Linked DNA regions of Homo sapiens: all the other regions are linked to region 1. The links are chromatin contacts, found by Hi-C or POLR2A ChIA-PET in ENCODE. All regions are on one chromosome and are shown on one strand. The core of a region is the stretch at or near the end of the contact, and the rest is flanking DNA. Distances in the headings are between cores, read along the strand shown. Region 1 overlaps AKT3 (AKT serine/threonine kinase 3). Region 2 overlaps SDCCAG8 (SHH signaling and ciliogenesis regulator SDCCAG8). Region 3 overlaps SDCCAG8 (SHH signaling and ciliogenesis regulator SDCCAG8).

Region 1 (4,971 bases), core at 1,528-4,027:
AGAAAAAAAAAAAGAGAAAAAGAAATGAAACTGCAATAAGGGCAGTAAGAAAAGTTCTGGAAAGTGTTGACAGTTTCAGAAGGAAGAGTTTACTTTCAAATGGTGACAAGGGAAGACAAGATACAAGAGGTGAAACTTGAGCTATAACTTGAAGGGTTGATGAGTAGGACTTCACCAGTGACTAGAGTGAGTGAAGTATTCCATGGGGGCACTGTGCTATCTGCAAAGATGCAGGAAAAAAAATTATAACACCACTCTCCAGGAATATGTGACCAATCTAGCAGAATAACAGAACAGAACTCAGCCTTTTTTGTGTCTCTACTTCAGAGACAAGAATAATATACTCCAGCAGTAACACTGCTCACTGCATACGGAGATTTGCAAGGGTTAAGGGTCGGGGGCATAACCACAGAAATAAGGTCCTTGTGACAACTAAATAAGATAAAATATTATATTTAAGATCATTACATTCCTTTTGAAGGTCACTTTGACTACTTCAATATACAGTTCAAATATATTTAATTCTTCCAAAATACCATTGCCAAAAAAAATTAGTGAAAAGTGGTAACTGGCTTATATAATTTCGACGATTTAATGAAAACAATACATATGCCACATATACATGGCTAAAAGATGTCACAGTTGATTCAAAATGGATAAGCAATATATATGTTGTTACAATTTTCAAAGTAATAGCTAAAAAGTACACACAGAAAGGTGTTTATACACATTCACTCATCTATCTGGCACTTCGTAGAAGACTAGGAAAGCTACTGGCCTTTTTAAAAGGTTAGTTCTCATAAAGGCCTAGTGCAGGCAGCTCTGGAATTTCATGCCTCCAACATTAATGTCTGGAATTTCATACCTCCAACATTAATGTCTAGTATGCTGGTGGGTGCTACTCATCTTTTCAAATCTGTTTTAATTATTCTGTTGCTGGGCATTTTAACAGATCTTAAGTTTGATAAATTTAGAATTCCAACTGGAGGTTAACCCACGCCCCAATATGTAAGCCAAATCCATTTCAATTATTTACGAAAGGCAGATAATATCAGAACAAGACTGATTATTTAGGTATTAAAGGATGTATAAGTAAATTCCAGTGGTGAAATCTGGAAAAATTATCTGGATGAAGAGTCAGGTGTTTTTTAACGTGTGGGAAAAAGTTGTGGGGTTAATATTATTTGATCTGCTTACTAAATATAAAAATATTTTACACCTATAAAGTGAACTCAATTAATGCAGGGAACAATCTAAAATATGGCAAATATTTAATATGGTTGTTTGGTAATATTTAAGTTCAGTTTCTATAACTTACAACAGGTAAATTCTCAAAAGAAGTTGTCAATTTTCTGAAAATCTCAGTCTGTGGTTGCTCAACTTAGCAACCAATATTCTCTTTTTCAACCCAAAAGAAAGTTAACATTTATCTATGAACAAGCACTCAGTCCCACAGCCATGAGAGTTGTCAAAATAACAGGAAGAAAAATGGACCAAGGATATATAAAGCTGAAAATGGGTCAGAATGCTCAAATTAAGAATCAAACTTATGTTTTTATTTTTCTTGCTTTTTCTTGCAAGCCAGGGCATCCTCATGAAAAAACAGGTAAGAATTTGGCAAGAATAGGGATAGAAAGCAAAAAGAAACTTGTTTTCCCAAACATCTGGCATCCTTCAACAAACTCTGGCAATGAAAAGTCAAAGCAAAGCAGATAAGATTCTGCCAATCACCTTCTACTTAGGCAGTGGCAATAGGTGGCCTAGCCAAGGCTCCCTGCCTGAGCTGAGAAGAGATGTCAGTATTGTGGTAAAGCCCACCTCCTTGGTCTTCAACAGATTCCTTCCATACCCCCAGGTTATGACAGAAAATGAGCAATTCACACAAGCATAAATGTGAAACATTAACATTTAAAAGGAGCCTAACCTACATAATAAGTGCTGAGGCTGAATACACATTGTGGGTCAAAATCAGGACAAGGCAGCTCAACATGGCATCTGTTAAGGGAAGAAAAATAAAGGGCAGACAAAAGACAACATTTAATCCTAGGTTCAACCTTCATAAATCAGCATACAATACCAAAAGTAAGTTAGTTGATTGATTGATTGATTGATTGAGACAGGGTCTTGCTCTGTTGCCCAGGCTGGAGTGCGATGGTACAATCTCAGCTCAACACAGCCTTGACCTCCTGACTCAAGCAATCCTCCCAAGTAGCTGGGACTTCAGGCATGCACTACCATGCGTGGCTAATTTTGTTCACTTTTTGTGGAGATAGGGTCTTGCTATGTTGCCCAGGAAGGTCTAGAACTCTTGGCCTCAAATGATCCTCCCACCTCAGCCTCCCAAATTGCCAGGATTACAGGTGTCAGCCACTGCTCCCAGCCCCAAAAGTTTATTATTATAAGGACTCTTACTCTTCATTGTAATTTATAGGCTGAAATTGCAAAACTGAAAACCCTATTCTTGCAACAATAACTTGAGGTATTTAGAACTCATGACACCAAGTTTCACATCCTCTTTCTTAAGTCTGCAGAAAAGGAACCTCCATCCTTATAGTTCAAAGTCTTTCTAGCAAAGAAAAAAAGAGAACCAAGAAAAAAAAGCATCATAACTATTTTGTAAGTATCAAACTAAAAAATTTGATATAATCTTAGTTTAAAAAAATAATTATAACACTGATTTGATATTTAGGCATAGAGGGATGTTGGTGTTTTATAAGAATTGACCTGACTATAAGCAGCACTCAGCTACATCTCTCAAAAATAAGGGAAAGCCATTTTAAGAGCTTGAAGTAGTATGTTGTAGTCCTATGACATTAATAGTTTAACAGAAACCACATACAACTTGAAGACTAAAACTATCAACTCCCTAAACAACTCACAGTGTACGTTAACATGACTTGACTATTCAGGGAGAGCCTCACCCTGGCAAACGGTTTGATTGTTCATCACAGCAAACTCCTGAAACACGCATCAACGATTCAATAGAAAGCCCCAACAGTATGTAAGATTTTTTGAATCCCTTGCTGTTGCATAATGGTCATCATCCAATTTTAATCAAACACACACACACACCCAGTATTCACTCAACCTCAACCAAACTTTGATTCTCAGTACATACTATCCTTGCTTTCTTCCCTCCAAGAAACCGCCAAAGTTCTAACCAGGTGGTGTACTCCCTTTCTGTGACAGGCAATAAACTCTATCTATAGGTTGTGAGGGAGACACTTGGGCAGCCAGCACTTGATACTATGCCAGCTGTAAGTTTTAATCATTCAGGAATATAGTGCAAAGAGTACTGTGAACTTATGGTGTGCTAATGCATCATACTAGCAATTGTGAATTTAGATCATAAACCTTTGTATTTCACCTAAAACTTTATGGGAACAGATAGGACAGGACAGGCAATCCCAATGCTTTTGTAGAAAAACTGTCTGGTCATATGCTGTCAGTTCTTCACGATTTCAAAGAATAACCACTTGAAAGAAAATTTTCAAAAATCTAAAGACTTAATAAAACTAAGATCAATGAGTTTTAAAGTACGTGTCATTAAAAGCACAAACTCATTTGCAGTCTATGGACTCTAAGGCAAGAGTCATATGCCAGACATCCCAGAAGAGGTAAAAAGTTATTAGAGACAAAAAGGACTTCAGGGAAACTTAGTTTTTCCTTAGGGAAAGGAGTCCTCCATGGAGTCACATGGCCCTCCAATAAGTAGGCATCAGGTAGTGTATCAAGAACTGATACAAGATCAGAAAGGAAGAGCCAATGAGTTAGGAGAAACCAAGGTTGGGTTTCAAGAATTGAGTTGCTACTTGTGCTGAATGATATTAAGAGATGGAGAAAAAGAAAGAGAAAAATGTTCACGCGGATGTCAATGATTTTTACTAGACTCTTCAGAGGAGTAAGAAATCCAAATAAACTAGAGTTTAGGGCAGAAAATTAACTACAAGGTGAGAATATGAAAGATGCCAGTGTGGACAAACCATGCAATAAAATTTTATTAAAAGAGAAGCAGAAATAGAGGCAGTAGCAGAATGGGAAGCAATATGTCAAGAGGGGGCTTTTCTTTTTAGGATGGAAGATACTATTGCACCTTTATATGCCGGTGTGAATGATAAAGCAGAGAGGGAGAGACTGGTAATACAAGAGAGGTAATGATTTGAGATTTTGAAAAGATTAAAAGGGTGGAATTCAAAATACTAGTGAAAATAAGAGCATATGCACTGAGTTTAAAGCATGAGAATATGGTGAGAACATAAATGGGTACAGCCTTTCCAGGAAAAAAATCAAGTACCTCATAGATTATAAAGAGACATGAAAGTAACCATATCCTTTGAGCCAGTAATTTCACTCATAAAAATCTACCTTAAAAAAAGATCTGAAATCTATCTTAACTGTCTAATGATCAGGGAGAACTGTTAGGTAAATAATTATAAAATGCTATTAAAAGTCCTTAATGATATGGGAAAACGTTCATAATATTAAGAGAAAAAAAGCAAGATATAAAATTCCAAATGTTGTATTTTAAAAATAAAAATATGTGCATAGACAAAAGATTAAGGAGACATAAAATATTAGTAATATCTCTGGACAATAAATGATAGATTACAGTGTTCTTCTTTATGTATATTTTTCATTTTCCCTAATAAGAATGGGTCACTTTATTACCAGAATAATTTACTTTCATCTTGCCTGTATTTTCCAAGTCTCTCTACTGACACCTTCCTAACAGCTTTAAATATTTGTGTATTTCAGAAATAAAATTGTGATAGTGGCAGGAGGCAGACAAATTCCTAGGCAGATTGGGACAGGTCCCCAGTGAAACCCAACCTTCAGGGCACACACAGCATGAAGCCTGAAAACCTGGCTGCTCCTTCTAGCTGGAATCCACAACCTGGAGGGAGAATTTCCTTTACGCCTTTCAGCCAATGAAATGGTGTTTTTTCCAGGTCCACCCATGGACCACTCAGC
Region 2 (4,971 bases), core at 1,377-3,876, 310 kb before region 1:
TATTCTTAACCAGAAATACTTGATTTGCACCACATAGATCCAAAAGTAATTTGTTAGAAGCAAACAAACAAGATTGTATCATTTAGGGATAAAATGATATCAATCTGGGTTTTATATAAATGTATTAGGTCTAAAATTGGTTTGTGAATGATTAGTGATCTTGCTCTCCAAGGAGACCTAATTAGGGAAATTTATTATATAAAAGAGACAAAAAGGTGCTTGGTATGTTATTTAATTCTCACCACAACTTGAGGCAGGAATTATTATCTTCCAGATAAGGAAACCAAAACTGTTTAAATAACTGGTGAGTGGGAGAGCTACGGTTCTAACATAGGTATTTCTGGTTCCAAAGTATACGTTCTTTCTTATGGTAATTACAGTATTTTACATCTATTGCTAAAGAAAATTCAAGCCACAGTAGTTATGATGAGAAAGTTTGGGAAGGAAAAATTCACCTTTAAATTTCCGTGGAGAAGTAAGCGTCCTTGGCATGTAACGGTTAACTTACTCTGTGCCCCTAGGCCCTCTTTTTCCTCCTCTAGATCTGTCATCTTAGCCTGTACTGGTCTAACTCAGAACCTCTATTGCTCCTCCTGCTTCTCATTCCTCCAGCTCCTGAACAGTACTTTGTAAATTGGATGTATTCTTTTGTATCTGACATAGATGGCATTTAATGAATAAATGATGAATGAATGAAACAAATAGGTGTGGTGCTATTCGCACCTCCTGATCTGACTTCTGATGCCAGTCTGTCCCATTGTTGATGGCTGACAGTGTGCAGTAAAGAACACATGGCAATTCAGAGGAACTAGGTTTGAATCTCACTCTCCCACTTGGAGCTTTGTAACCTTGGGTACATGGCCTCATTTCCCCAAACCTCAGCTTCTCCTTCTGTAAAAACATTTCTAAAGCCACACTGCAGGATTGTTATGGGAATTAGAATTGTGTATATAGATACGCATACATACACGTATCAAGTGCCTAGCACAGTGCCTGACACATAGTAATACACAGTAGCTGCTATTATTTTCACTGGTGGCATTTTTAAGGGTCTTGACTGGTAATTTGGGTATCACTTTACATAGCTATTGTCTTTGCCAGGGAAAGTCTGACTGTCATTTTCCGACGGACATAAGTCTATGCCACAATGAAAGCCTTTTTAAAACAGCCAGATCAGGAAAATGTGGATCTAGTTGTATTTTGTAACTCTGATGAATTAAAGCAGGCACCTACTCTAAGTTTACAATTTGACTCAACCAAGGCCTGGCAAGTAGTAAACACTTGATAAATTGTTACTTACTATTTTTAAAACTCTCAAGCGCCCCTAAAACTTACGAAAAGTGCATTTTGTGTGCCTCACAAGAAGGTAGTGAATAGGACAAATTTTGATTTTAGGGTTGTTTGTTCTTAATTTCTTTTAGTTCCAGTTTCATTTCTCCCTGGCTTCTTACTATGACATTTTCAATAACTCATTCATGTTAAGTTTTACATTCCATTTTGATGTTACCTTCTGCTTTGAAACCACCTATAAAACTTGAAGGGCTTAAACTGCTTCTTTTAAAATACAAATTATTAATGTAGTAAACTCTGAAGAAGCCCTCCAGGAGTGTGCCTCTGCATACCCCATGCCAAACTATTGGGATAAATAATTTTCCCTGTGCTTTGAGGTAAGGAAAATCTTGGAGTTTCTAAAGTTTTGTCATTGTGGAAACTCAGTCTCCAAATTTATACTTATGCAATCCATATGGTAATTTTGGTCCAGCTTTTCCTCAGAGTATTACAGTAAAATTCTTCTTGAAAAGTAAGTGTATTTATTTTGTATTGAGCAATAATTAAGACATATTTTTCCTTCCTCTGTTACTAGCAACATTACTCTAAGAGTCTTGTTTTTCAAAATACCAACTAAACAAATAGATTCCTACCATTTAAAACAAGATTTTAAACTCACAGATCTAGTCATTTGACTGAAGCCCATGCAGAATGACGGGAAAGCTGAGAGCATGGGCTCGGCGTGCACGTACGCCCTTACTCTCTGCCCCAGCTTCATGCTAGGCTGCTCTGTTGCTCTGTGAAAATGTTTTGAAATGGTACCTCCGTGTGTGTGTCTGTTGTATGTGTTTTCTCCCCAAGGAGACCGTAAGTCGCATTATGGCAGTGACGACTGCTTCTGTTTTCTGGAAGCCTCCATAGTGATTAGCACAGTAGTTTGCGCGCTCTGTGTACTCCACACTGCACGTAGTGGTGTCTGTAACCCCGGGGTTTGTGAATGGCACGTCCCATTTTAAAACTTAAAATGAACTGCCGATTCTGTGCATGTTGTATAGCTTGTTTTTGACCATCAGGCAAGAGAATTAATTCCATTTTGCTTTTAATTGGCACCAGGCAGACATTCTGGCTGATTTTAGTTGAAGCTCACATAAACTTTCGCTATCCTTCCTTCTGTATTCCCCAGTACTCTGAGAGCTTATTATAGTTATGGGGTTGTTTTTTGAAGGAGGTAAACGGAGCTATTTAAATATCTTCGGTACAACTGTGATTTTTCTTTATCAAAGTGAAGGAAGTGTTCTCTCTCCCCACGCGCTTAGATGAATCAGCAGTAAAACGTTGCAGTGCGGTTTGCAGTGCTATCTAACACCTGGCCTGGGAGAGCTGGAAGGATTGGGTGCTGGCAGGGAGTGAGCCTCTGCCAGCCACAGAGTGGAGAGAAGTGTGTGCTAGGTTTTAGCTTCCACCTCTTGCACACTGAAAAGAACAGGATAGAGCATAGAACCAGGGTCTATGTGGTTTTGCTTCTTTCTTTTCTGTCATTGTCACTTTCTGGGTTGTGAGGCTTGTGGACTGATGTCTAACACTGCCCATTGTGTATTTGTGATTTGCGTTTTGTAATTAAGAGGAACAATGGGAGTCCATGGGGTCTCGTTATATATAATGGTTGGTTTAATTTGTTTCACTTCTATCTTGTTAATTGTAAATTGATCATTAAGATTTGAATTCTAATCTGTCACCAGGGTTGTGAGTATTGAGGCTAGAGCAATGATCCCGGTTTTAATCACTGATGATGAGAAACAAATTTTATAATTTTGGTACATATTGCAGTTCATATATTTTAACACTATACTTTATGGTGTTATAAATATTGTTAAATGACTTTTAGTGTAGTTTTACTGTGTGGACTATAATGTGTAAATTATATTACTGTTTTGGCAACAGTAGGTATCCAACTGTGTGAGTTTAATTGAGGTGAAGAACACACACCCGGTTGAACTGTTTTTTTCCTTTGCATGTTTAGATGATGTTAGGTTGGGATACTATAAAAATTATATTTTCTACAAGAGGAGACTGATATTGGCCTCTGCTAATTGTTACCAAAAGTCAAACTAGAACCTAAAAGAATAAAAAATTAAGATATTGTATTTCCCTTTGAAAGCAATTATCATTTTAATCCGAATTATAGTAGTAAAATATATTTCATGCAAATGCAATTATGCAACATAACTGGTATATAAAAATACAGGGGAAAGTTCATGCTTCTGTAAAGCCAGAAATTGCCTGAATTTTCTATGAAAATGGATTAGAGTCAATTATCCTTTTATATGACACAGGATAATCATGCCAGAAATGTATCTCCTAACTAACAGAAAACTTGTAAGTTTACTCTTTGAGCTTTGCAAACTACTAGTTCTAGGAACATATCGTGAGCTGCAGACAGAAAAAGGATGATGTGCAGGCATATATGTCAAATTTTTATTGAAAAATGGAAGTTGGTAGGCAAATTACAATTATAAACAAAGAAAAAAACAAAAATGTGAAGCAGAAAAAAAGATTGTTGCAATACACACTTGATAGTGATGTGTACTTTATAAATAACATTTATATTTTTGGGATTATGTAAGACATCCTCAATGCAGGGAATTTGGAAAATACAAAGAAGAATTAAGGAAAATTTCCTGTGCCACTACCAGCTAGAGATAACTATTCTTACCTCTGATATATTTCCCTTCAGTCATTTTTCATGTGTATGTCTGTGTACATTTATAGTGTGATTGAGATTATACCGTATATACAGTTTTGCGTCTGCTTTTTCATTTGATATCTAATGAACATTTTTCTATATCAGTAAATACTCTGAAAACAAAACTTTATTAAATGATTTGCGTGTATAAGAATTATTAGGCTTTTAAGATGCTTCCAATTTTTAACCGTTTATGAATAATAATACAACAAAAACTTTGTACCTAAATCTAAATTTTTGATTGTTTCCTTAATTGCTGGTCCAAGACGATTAATCCTTTTAAGGGTGTTGATGTGTTTTACCTTGCTGAAGTACTACACTAACTTCTAATAACTGTATATGTAGCCATATTAGTAAATAACATTACAAAGAAGTGAGATTTTTTTAAAAAAGCATGAGAGGCAATATTGCACAGGTGGGTGGAACCACCCCTTTAGAGGTGGACTAAGTAATATCTGGGCTTGACTACTTGGATGACCTTAGGCAAATTATTCAACTTCATGTTTACCTCACAGAGAAAAGAAAAGAAACCCTTACAAGTACCTTATAGGATTAATTGAGATCATGAATGTAAAGGATGGATTTCACTGTTTGTTATACGGTGGCATGCAGTAAATATTTGGTGGTAGTATCTGGTTTTGTTGTGCTATTTTTTGAATAATAGTGAAATTGAATATGTTATAAATGGTATTGATCATTTGTGTTTCTTCTGTAGATATTTTCAATATTTCTTATACTTTTTAATTGGAATTTTGATGGAGAGTGCAGTTAGTGTTTCATTAAATTATGCTTTTAATGTTTGTCTTATTTTTGTAAATAATTTCCTGTTGTTTACATTGATTTTAATTAATAAGCTTTATTTTTTAGAGCAGTTTTAGGTTCACAGCAAAACTGGACAGAAAGTACAGAACTCCCATATATTCCCTGTTCCTTCCACACACAACCTCCCCCACCAGTGA
Region 3 (4,971 bases), core at 1,432-3,931, 260 kb before region 1:
TGGGAGGATCACTTGAGCCCAGGAGTTTGAGGCTGCAGTGAGCTGTGATCATGCCAGTGCACTCCAGCCTGCATGACAGAGGAAGACCCTGTCTCTAAAAGAATTAATTAATAAAAATAAAATGGCTGACAAAGCATTTAGTACAGTAACTGCACATAGAAAGAGCTCAATACATATTGTTTATTGCTTTTGCTATTTTTATTATTGAATCACAATTACCTCATTCATTAGATAGAAGAAATACTTCCTACATAACAGAGCTGGGTTTCAGAGTTGACTGAGCTAACGTATGTGAAAAGTACTTCGTATATGCTCTGAAGCACCCTGTGAAAATAATAATGATTGTATGTTTATTTACTGAGGATCTACTAAGCACCAGTCACTTTATATACTCTCCAATTCTCATAACAATCTTGTGAGAGACATAGTATGATTTTATAGAGCAAATGAAAGGATAGGCTTACAAGGATTTGCTTAGGATCATGCTCAGATTTCGACCCAGATCTATTTTAAATTCAGATTTATCCTTCTACAAAGCCACATATCAATGATGATAACCTTGAGAATTGCTAATAATAGTTTCTTGACTTTATTAACGGTCGAATTGGACTCATATTATCTAGTTTAGGCTGATTTGTCATTTTTTTGAGTAGTATAGCATCCATGGCATGCTTTTTTTGTTAAAATGTATGATTTTGATGAAATGCACTTAATACATCCTCACTCACAAACTTGTATATGTAGCTACCTACAAAAGATATTTGTACCACTAAGCCCTTGGCTATGAAGGCAGTTCCAAATAAAAGAACATGTCAGCAGAGTCCTAGGCAATGGCAGTGTGGTTGAAATATACATGCTGTCCTCAAGGTGAATAATTTGAAGGGCATACTTTTTTGAGTGGATAAATTCTGATTTTTATTATAATTTTCAGTGCTTTTTCAGTCACTCCTCATGTTTTTACATTTCAGTTACATGAATTTTCATTCATATTGTGGATTACAAGTAAACTGAATTTACAATTTGATGCCCCTGCCTGCATACTAATGATAACTAGCTTATTGCTCACCAGCTCACAGTGATCTGCTCAGATTGGCATATTGGACCCTGGGCATATTCATGAGGTAATGTATCTGCCTGCGAGTGCATGTGTGCATCTGGAACCTAGCGTATTGTAAGGAGATAGGCATGGCCTTTTCAGTTTGGTCCCTTCCTAGCTACAGGGCTTTGCGAAAGTGTTGGTTTTTTTTTTTTTTTTTTTTTAGTCTTCTAAGCCTCAGTCTCCTCATCTATTAAACTGGAATAATAATACCTATCTCTCAGAGTTTCTTGGCAAGTAAAGGGGTACTTCAGATAACATGCCCCATACTCAAAATATGTAACTCCCCTTTCCACCCTTCTTTGTTACCAAAAAAAAAAAAGTATAGCAACAGTAGAATATTTGCTTTGTTTTTTCACTGGATCATAGTTCCACACACAAGAAAAACCATGTCTGGTTAACAACACAAGGTCTAAACAGATTTACAAGGAGATCAGATGCTTCGCCTTTCACCTGACTGAGATGAAGCCACCAACGAGGCTGTCCCATGTGTGCAGTGCCTTCTGCCCAGATGTGGCGCAAGTGCTCCAGCTGCCCCGACGGGGCTGGGGCCTCAGAATCCCCCTCACTCCGCCTTTTGGGTTTTTGCTCCTAAAGCATCCTGGCCGTCATCACTCACATGTGCTCACCAGGTTTCGTTTCTAGTTCAGAGGAAACCCATACTTTTCACCTGTGTCTTTTGATCCCTGGCCTGATGGAATATTTTTCTAATGCCCCCACTTTTCCCAACTGCTCTAAGTTACAAATGGCCAGATTTCAGTCATTAGGAGAGTAGAATTTTTTTTTCCTTTTCCTTTTTTTTTTTTTCTTTTTTTTGCAGCCTGTCTCACTGGGGGCTGGATTCCAAGGAAGCAGCCCGTGCACTCACAGGCCAGGGGAGCCAGGATTTCAACGGTGTCAACAATCTTTGCTCATCACACCAAAAAAGCCCTGTGTCGGTGCCGACTCATTAGCATACAGCCGTGCTGTGCTTGCTAACAAAGCAGGCTCTGGGTATCTGCTAGTTTCTCAGCTTGTCTGTCTTCCTTGACCGAAAAGAAGAGAAGAAATAGATTCAGGCAAGGGTGCTGTCCCCCTCCTGTGGCAAGACAGCATCACAAGGATTCCCAGAGAGAGCGAGCTTTGAAGTGATTTTAAAGTCACCATCCTTGGGAGAAAGGAGACTGTCCACCCTTTGTTTTTCTCATCTTCTTCTATAGCATCAACAAGCAAAAGAAAAATCGCTATGTTCTCTAGTTAAAAATGATCGAGCCCTGAATACTTCCTGGTCATCTCTTTCATAGTTGTTGTTGTTAGAGTGCATAAGAAGAAATATCTGTATAGGCAGAGGTACACAAGCATGCTCTCCCCTCAGTCTGTCTCTCGATCCCTCTTTTGTTGGGGGATGGAGGGAAGAAGAAACGTACAAGCAGATGTGCTGCTAGATCTACAGGCTTCTGCCAACCATATGGCATCTTAAGGAAAGATGGTTGGAGCGTCTGGATTAGCAGAGTCGGGATGGGAAGCCATGTGTCGTGTTGGTACAGGCAGTTGTTTGAGCTCTCTCTAAATGGCTTCAGGAGATTGTGTAATGGAACAAATGGTCCTGCGAGCCCAGGAACAGCCTTGCCGCTGCTGGAGAGGCAATTGGCCCTCGGGCGGGTACTGCTTCCCTTTTTTCCCCCAGTATTATGTATTCTTCATTTAATGTTCTTCGAACTCTGAGACTTGACTCGGAACTTTTCAACTTATTACGCTCGTGGGTTCTGTCTGCCTCTGTGTCTGCCTGAACTCTACTCTGTCCCTAATCTGGTAATTAATAATGCCCCAGTCCTCTTCTGTGTCCTCTCCCTCGGCCCTCCACGGGGGGTCCAGGCTCAGCAGGCCAGCTTTTCGTGCCTCTTGACAAAGGCCTTTTCGGAGGAGGCTGCCCTGCTATCAGGGGTTGGGGGGTGGAGGGAGGATGATGTATCCACCCATCAGAATTCCCAGAAGCCTCAGGAGATGGAAAATCTTTCATTTCTTAATGAGTTAACTGGGAGTTTTACGTCGTCCTAGGTGTTAAGCACATGAGAAATATGTAGCATCACTATTTTGGACCTCATGTGTGGCATTAAAAAAAATTATTCTAATTTCATACTAGTGAAAGCATTGGACTATTAGGTCACAGGTGCCATTTACTCAGCAATTTGAGACCTCAGGATTCTACTCTCTAATACATAATTTAAATACTGTATGAATATACTGTAAATTGGAGAACTGAAACACTGTGAGGCTGGCAACACATGGGCAGTATTTCAACTGTGGTCAGGTTCTCAGGCCATTCTTATTTTGGGAGGCTGGAGGCGGGAGAAGCAGTGAGACCTCACAACTAGAACAGATCTGGTGAGTTTCTTCTCATAGGAAGGCTCTTTGGACATTTCAGCTGCCTTTTAGGGCAAACAGATCTTGTTTTGTTGATGTTTCAGGGTCATGGCACATGCAGTGCAGTGTCTTTAGCTGCTGATATAGTTAGGTCTGCCTCCTCTCTGGGGTAGATAACAAAGCCTGAGGCTCCAGGTGTGTCATACATTGTGCTTAATGGAAGATAAAATGGCTAGTTGATTCAGTCAAAGAACCTGTCCATTTATCTGACTAAATCATCAAACCAGTTTGAATTAAGTCATCAGCTTGAGTCCCTGAGAGTAGCTGGTCAGTACCTGGTGGGCATTTTTGTTTGTTTGTCTGTTTCTAAGTCCAGGGCTGGAGAAAGAGGTCAGTACCTGGTCTGTGCTGCACACCATGGGGGCAGAGTGCCCTTCCTCCTTTCTCACAGGCAATGACCCCAAAAACGGAAGCAAGTAAGAAATGCAGCATCCAGGTTAAAAATGAATTCACTTATGGTCAGCTGTGTCCAGGCTGAAAATGAGTCACCTATGGTCAACTGTGGGAAATAGGAAGCTGTCATGCCTACTGCAGCTTCCCTCAAAGGTACTTCGAGCAATGAAAATACATTCTAATTTATTTGCTGTGGAACAATGCAAAGGCTTCCTCAAAAAAAGAAATGAAACCTGGAGAATGTGTGACTGAACTCCAGCAGGAGAACAGGACACAAGTCTAGAAATCTCAAGTGTCTTCAAACTGTTATTATTTTTATGGATTTGTGACTCCAGCAAACAACTTTTACTATCTTAAACAAGGTCATCTGAAAATCACTTGAAGATTGTTACCAAATTCCTTCATAAATATTTTCTACAAACATAAATGTCCACCAGAAATTTCAGATAAAGTACTATTTCTCCTGTGTCAATTCTTTGTATTTAAAATTTATCTCATATACCTAGGTTTTAAAACACGTTTTTAAATTTTCAGAACTCATTTCATGCTGAACATGTTAAGTGCTAGGATATTCTTACTTTGTCTTCCGAGTTTAGGATCTCTGCGGGGGTGTGGGGGGTGTGTCTGTAGAAAGCATAATTTTGATTGTTATCCACCAATTGGAAGAAATCCCTACTTTAATCTCTTTTACCTTCCAAGTGTACATGGTCCCAAATTTGTCAGTCTTAGAATTTCTTGAAACAATGCAATTAAACTGCAACATATTTCCTAACATTCTTAATTAAGACAGTGACTGAAAAATGTAGATTAACAGAAGTTACTGTTTTTATCAACATATTTTCTCTCTCTTTCCCGCCACCATCACATCCCCCTCCCCCTACCCCTTCTTGCTTTAAATGTCTGATGTCAGTTTCATCCACATGTACATTATGCACATGGCACTGAAGAAACAAAGTAAAAAATTCTCTTTTAATTCTGAGCTGCATGCCCAGCGCCACATGCACTGTCTGTTACATGTCGCTTCTTATGAGGTTCATGCTGGGAAGTTTCTTTTTAAAGGCGAAGTGTTTCTGAAGGAA

What was found. A loop is a pair of places that touch in the nucleus more often than their neighbours do. ChIA-PET counts read pairs that join two places held with the same protein, here RNA polymerase II (POLR2A). Pooled maps may share reads with other maps.
Region 2: a loop to region 1 is called in a pooled map, with 1.9 times the contacts of the local background. The contact joins two enhancer-like sites. A Hi-C loop is called at or near these places in 1 of 37 single-sample maps with no recorded cell type and 2 of 50 pooled maps. POLR2A ChIA-PET finds 5 or more read pairs at or near these places in 1 of 52 experiments (activated CD8-positive, alpha-beta memory T cell).
Region 3: a loop to region 1 is called in a pooled map, with 4 times the contacts of the local background. The contact joins two enhancer-like sites. A Hi-C loop is called at or near these places in 1 of 168 maps with a recorded cell type or tissue (dorsolateral prefrontal cortex), 2 of 37 single-sample maps with no recorded cell type and 2 of 50 pooled maps. POLR2A ChIA-PET finds 5 or more read pairs at or near these places in 3 of 52 experiments (BJ, WTC11 and activated naive CD4-positive, alpha-beta T cell).

The regions. Positions count from the first base shown.
Region 1 is chr1:243,725,199-243,730,169 of GRCh38, forward strand. The region is part of intron 2 of AKT3 (AKT serine/threonine kinase 3); the gene reads right to left. Among named protein-coding and RNA genes, the nearest start is that of AKT3-IT1, 67 kb to the right of the region's middle. Within about 2 kb of position 2,778, at least 3 of the 41 ENCODE cell types and tissues checked have a DNase peak (open chromatin) inside an H3K27ac peak, as active enhancers do.
Region 2 is chr1:243,419,350-243,424,320 of GRCh38, forward strand. All of the region lies in intron 15 of SDCCAG8 (SHH signaling and ciliogenesis regulator SDCCAG8), which reads left to right. Among named protein-coding and RNA genes, the nearest start is that of MIR4677, 76 kb to the left of the region's middle. Within about 2 kb of position 2,627, at least 9 of the 41 ENCODE cell types and tissues checked have a DNase peak (open chromatin) inside an H3K27ac peak, as active enhancers do.
Region 3 is chr1:243,468,592-243,473,562 of GRCh38, forward strand. The region is part of intron 16 of SDCCAG8 (SHH signaling and ciliogenesis regulator SDCCAG8); the gene reads left to right. Among named protein-coding and RNA genes, the nearest start is that of MIR4677, 120 kb to the left of the region's middle. Within about 2 kb of position 2,682, at least 3 of the 41 ENCODE cell types and tissues checked have a DNase peak (open chromatin) inside an H3K27ac peak, as active enhancers do.